Regions from separate parts of the Homo sapiens genome. Here region 1 is linked to region 2. The links are chromatin loops, found by intact Hi-C in ENCODE. Cell type or tissue: HCT116. All regions are shown on one strand. Links, peaks and the distances in the headings refer to the core of each region. The heading gives the core; the rest is flanking DNA. Region 1 overlaps CTR9 (CTR9 component of Paf1/RNA polymerase II complex). Region 2 has its middle 93 kb from the start of LINC02752.

Region 1 (2,826 bases), core at 237-2,736, 250 kb before region 2:
CGGGAAAAAAAAGAAAAAAGAAAACAAAACAGCGATAAGATTTAATGACTGTAGAATTTTTTTATGCTTACATTTGTTGAGTGCTTGAGCTCGAAATAAAAGTCATACTCAGCATCCATAAAATTAAAAAGTAAAAAGGATCTTCGGCTCTGTGGGATATATTATGGTCAGAAAGGAAAAGCTTACAAAAAGTAGACAAAAAGAGCAGTCCAGGCTCCTGAGAAGTGGTTTACCTTTTTCTAAAATGGGTGGGTTATTACCAATATTCAGAGTACTGGAAAGTCAATAATCACAGAAACTCACAGAACCTAGATTGCATATGGAGCTTCAGAGGTTGTGTTTTGTGAGGCTGGCCTTCCTGATCTGCTGAATGATAATGTTGTCTTTTATAAATGCAAATTAACTACTAGGGATATTCAGGAAAAAATGGTCTTAACCATTTTTCATGAAAAAGGTCTTACCTATGACAAGAGGTATTCCATGGTCAAAAAGTGCTATGTTCATGTCACAATTAACACTAGTATTGTATTGGTTTTACCAAGAAGTTAACAACCAGAACTGTAAGACTCCTCATGCTCATTGCCAGTAGGTTCTGCCCATTGTTAAGAAAGGTGTAGATGGTAAAACGCAAAGGACAACGGTGTATGACTTCTCATCAGTGGTCAATAAGCTGATTCTAGATAGTATTGCTAAAAGTATGAAAAAGGCTTTCCAGTCTGTTTACCCTTTCTTTCAATGTTGGTCCAAATTTCAAATGGAAAGAAACCATTTCAAGCATCTAGTTTTTCTAATGGTCAGATTTTTTATGTTGTGAAAATGTATCCTGATGAATGTCAAAAATCATTCCCCAAATTATTCTCTGAAATTAACCATTCAAAGGGTAAAACACCTTTTTACAGAGCTTTAAAATTGCAATGCCATTTTGCTACAAAATGAAAATGTCATTTATTCTTTGTTGTGTTTTAATTAACTTTTTTCTTTTACTGTAGTATGAAAACTGCCTCCGAAAGTTCTATAAGCACCAAAACACTGAAGTTGTACTCTATTTGGCCCGGGCCCTCTTCAAGTGTGGCAAGTTACAGGAATGCAAACAGACTTTGCTGAAGGTAAAAAGGAGAGATGTTATTCCCATCCATTTCTGTGCTACATTGTATTTTTTAATTCTTCGTGATGCGTGTTCACATACCTACTACTTAATAATACTCTGCTGTCTAAGATCCTTTTCATGTCATTTGAACATATGAAATATTTATTTTTTATTCACAGGCTAGACATGTGGCACCCAGTGATACAGTTCTTATGTTTAATGTGGCCTTGGTCCTGCAAAGATTAGCTACCTCTGTCCTGAAAGATGAAAAAAGTAATCTGAAGGAAGTACTTAATGCTGTGAAAGAACTGGAGCTTGCACATAGGTAAAGATTTTGTAGAAACAACCTATGAAATGCTTTATTTGGTCTATGACCATACCATCTTGAACTCTCCCGATTTTGTCTGAAATGCTTTGTTTAAAGCTATTTGTCTCAAGCTGCTGAAAATCACTTCCTTCTAAAGGTGGTCTATTAGAATCATTCCAGCAATAGTTAAGCCAAAGCAGATAGCAGCTGCCACCAGGTGGTGCCAAACTATAGTCAGGATCCTGCCAGATTTGGATCTTGTAGCTTGACCTCTAGAACTGGCTGGCTAGCTTTGCAAACTTGCCATAGATTTTTTATTAATCTGACAGTAATGTGACCCAGCATTTTACACATGTGAAATTTTTTGGACACTTACGTTGGTCTTCCATTTTACACCAATGTGTCTTTTAATGGGATGTTGATTTTCATTGAACTAGGATTAAGGTTTTACTTCTTAAATAATGCTTAATAGTTTTATTCAGTTCAGCTCAAAATTTATTTAGCCATATAGTATTTATATGGTGAGTCAGTGTGTGGTGAAATTAAAACCTGTCATCTCTTCAGGTTTTGTCCAACTTAATATTTTTATTCTTGTTTAACAATTCTTGCCTTGCCTGGTAAATTATAAGTGCTTTCATGGCCTGAGCCCCGTAACCTCCATCCTGACATATTTAGTAAATTTCATGTTTAGTAAATACTTGTTGCTTGAATTGCTTTGTGGTTATTTGTGAATTTACTGATAATATTAAATATAACTTAGACCATCTTGATGAACGTGTCTATTAAATGTAATGAGTGGCATAAATTTGTGTAAATCAGTCAATATGCAAACCTTTTCTCAGACTTTGTAGCACAGATTAAATTTTTTAAGAGCTTTATTTCATTAGAATCTCTTTTTTTAAAAGTGAAGTATTTTCTCGTTTCATTTAGATACTTCAGTTATTTGAGTAAAGTGGGAGATAAAATGAGATTTGATTTGGCCCTTGCTGCTACAGAAGCCAGGTAATGTTACTATTTATGGAAGGTGACTTTGGGTGAGGCAGTGATATTTACATGGGCTGGGAAAGTGCCACAGTAGGGAACAGAGGTTCCTGACCTTCCACAGGTCAGTCTTTCACACTTCTCTTGGGGACTCTCTAATCTTTGCCAGGACTTTTTCCTTTCAGGGAATTGGACAAAATTGCCTTAGTACAAGTACTTGAGTTCTGGGGGAAAATACTTTTCTATTTTACTTATGTCAGCTATGTCAGCCTAGTCAAGATAAAATTCATGACTCTGAGTTATATGTAAAGATAATGTTGGAAATCTTTTTAGCTGTGCTTTGAGAGGACATTTATAGTTTGGAAACTTAACATAGTTGGCAGTATTGGCTTATGATAAACTAAGTTAATTTTGCTAATTAAGACTCCATACATTGGTATGGTATGGCAAG
Region 2 (2,826 bases), core at 224-2,723:
CCTGCTGCCACTACTCATGCCTTTCTTTTCACAGCTCTTTCCTTCGCTCCACACAGATCTGCCAACAGCCTATCTGTACCTACGTATCATCAACCATTTGGACTTGCCTTGAACTTACTCTCTCAGTTACTCAGCAATCATGGACAGAGCTCCTCCTATGAGCAGGCCATCGTTAAAGGTGCCAGAGATAGGGAGTGAGGACGTCATCTGCATCTTCTGCCAGCATCTGTGAGTCTGTGGCAGGCCAGCTTGTTAGCTTACAGATAGATAAAAATCTCAGGCCATTCACGGTTGACTCCATGCAGTAGGATATTTAGGATTCTATAAAAACTGACAAGATGAGTGTATGTGTGTGTATAGGGGAAGAGGGTGAGATTTAGAGGAAGGACAATGGATGTGGCATGAGGATGTGTGTGTACATTTGGTGGGGGGCTATCAGAGGAGGCACCATAGGAGAAGTGGTACTTGAGCTGGGGCTCAAAGGTGGCAGGCGCTTTCCAGGCAAACTCCGCAGGGAAGGGCATTTCCAGCAGAAGAACAGAACATATGAGGGCTCAGAGGAAGGTTTGGTGATTATATGCAGTTTGATAAGAGCAGAAAGAGTAGAGAGGCAACTCCAGGAATCCTTCCCAGAATTCCCAAGTTACCCCTTACCCATACTCATGTGGCCTCTGGGAATACTGAAGCTTTGAAGTCAGGTAGAGTTGAACTTGAATTTCAGCCCTGGTACTTAGCTCCTCTGTGACATAACATAAGCCATTTAATCTCTCTGTGCTACAATTTTCATATCTGTAAAATGGGGATAATGATCTTTCTTACAGAAGTAGGTAGGGATAAAATGAAATGATGTGTGAAAGAACCTTTTGGCATTGTGCCTAGCATGTTGTGGTTACTTGGAAATGGTAATTATTACTCCCTTTATAGAGCTGGTGAGTTTATGTATGTGTGTGTGTGTGTATGCATGTGCACATAAATATATGCACATAATCACAGGAAGTTATACGTGGAAGTTTCCTTTCCTCCTTATTGTCTAACACGGTCTCCTTAACACTGAAATAGCTTATGTCACAGCAAATAACGGGAAGCAAATTAATGTAGAGTTAAAAATAAAATTTGAGACCGAACTATACCTCTGCCACTTACCACCTAGGTAATTCTGGTGGGTCACATCCCCTCTCTGAACCTTCATTTTATTATCTGTAAGATGGGAGATATTAAGACATAATTCATAGGGTTGGCATGAAGGTTAAATGTAGTTAATAAATCCAAAGTGACTGGCATGTTCTCAAGTACTCAAAAACTGTTTTTTGGTGATGCAAAATTGCTTTGTGTGGCATAAAACTCTGTGTAAATGTAAGAGATTATTATTTTGTCAAGGCAAGATTCATGTTTTCAAAGGTTAATGGATATTTCAAGTCGAGGTTTCACTTTTCTGCTGACTCTGTTGTTGGAGATGGTGTGGTAGAAGAACAATGCTTTGATTCCCTGTACTATCAAGGGACTAACGTTGTTCTCTGCACTCTGCACAGAGCCCCAAAGCAACCCACCCAACATCACAGCAAAATGCTGCAGGGTCGTTTTGATGTTCCAGGAGGAAAGAGCATGTTGGTTATTGAGTGAAATGTGTTGGAACATGAAACATGGACAGTATAGTAAATAAGTTACATTAGCTGTGAAACATATATAATGATTCTAAGACAATTTAAAATTTGAAATGGAAATTTTCTATAAAACCCATAAATTAAGAAAATTATGAGCGCCATCTTGTGGCAAGATCACCCTTAAACCATCATACCAGAGAACACTCCTTTCCTTAGACAGAACCTCTAACAAAGTCAAAGAACATTCATCCATCCATCCATCCATCCATCCATCTATCCATCCATCCATCCAACAATCCACCCACCCACCCACCCACCCATCTATCCATCCATCCACCCACCCACCCATCTATCCATCCATCCATCCATCCACCCAGCCACCCACCCATCCACCCATGCTGCCATCTACCTATGCATTAATCCATCTAAAAATCTGTTCAGTCATTTGTCCACTTACTCAATATTTATTGAATGCTTTCTATGCTTTGGTTGGAGATATGCCCCCTGCTAACAAGAAGACCACAGGAGGTGATGGCAAATACGGAAAAACCAACAGTCCTGGGGAACCTTGTTGGAGCACATTTAATCCAGTTGTTGTTGTTGTTACTGAAGTAGAGGAGACAGGCAGATAAGTCTTCCCGATGGAAGTGACACCAAAGCTGAGATCTGAAGGATAGTAAGAGTGTGTTATACTAAAGAGGATGTCTCCTGTGTTCATTCTCCTCTTGGGGTGGATGTAGCTGAGAGAATAAGAGAGCTTTAGAGTCCCAATTGAGGTTACTTTTTATGTGCTGTTAGTGCATTGGTGGCCCCTCCAGCCCTCACCTTGGTAGTTATGACAAATCAGAGAGTGTCCAGCAGATAGTGATCAGGGTGGTGGGAGGACACTTAAAGAAATTGGGAAAAGCTGTGAAACGAAGTGCTTGGTAAGTGGACAGATTCTATTGCATAAGATTAATGCTGCCTATTAATATTAGAAGGTATTAATAGCTGCCATTATGTTAGGTTTTTCATTTAATAGAATGTGTTATACCCACATCAGCAGGGCCGTGTCAGTGTGGGCTGTTGGCCAAGATGTGGGAATGGCATCATTATGTGTACCCAGACACGTAATGGTATTCTGCGTTGGGAATCTACTTCTATGATCTGATATAGGTTGTTAATTAATAAATGTATTACAGAAAAAGATGCCCAGCAGCAAACTGGTTACACTGGAGAATGGTTG

Evidence for each region. A loop is a pair of places that touch in the nucleus more often than their neighbours do. Peaks named below come from ENCODE experiments on the same cell type or tissue, not always from the same donor. Only the 100,000 strongest peaks of a DNase experiment are listed, where the experiment ranks them.
Region 1: it touches region 2 in a loop (5-fold over the local background); 11 of 110 quality-filtered maps call a loop at or near these places.

What each region holds. Positions count from the first base shown.
Region 1 is chr11:10,769,221-10,772,046 of GRCh38, forward strand. CTR9 (CTR9 component of Paf1/RNA polymerase II complex) reads left to right here. Exons shown (of 25, transcript NM_014633.5): 17 at 990-1,106; 18 at 1,267-1,412; 19 at 2,325-2,396. Among named protein-coding and RNA genes, the nearest start is that of CTR9, 19 kb to the left of the region's middle. In HCT116, for the core only: a CTCF peak has its summit at 1,604 (motif pointing right); a DNase peak (open chromatin) is centred at 1,611.
Region 2 is chr11:11,020,798-11,023,623 of GRCh38, forward strand. No RefSeq gene overlaps it. Among named protein-coding and RNA genes, the nearest start is that of LINC02752, 93 kb to the right of the region's middle. In HCT116, for the core only: a CTCF peak has its summit at 1,760 (motif pointing left); a DNase peak (open chromatin) is centred at 1,794.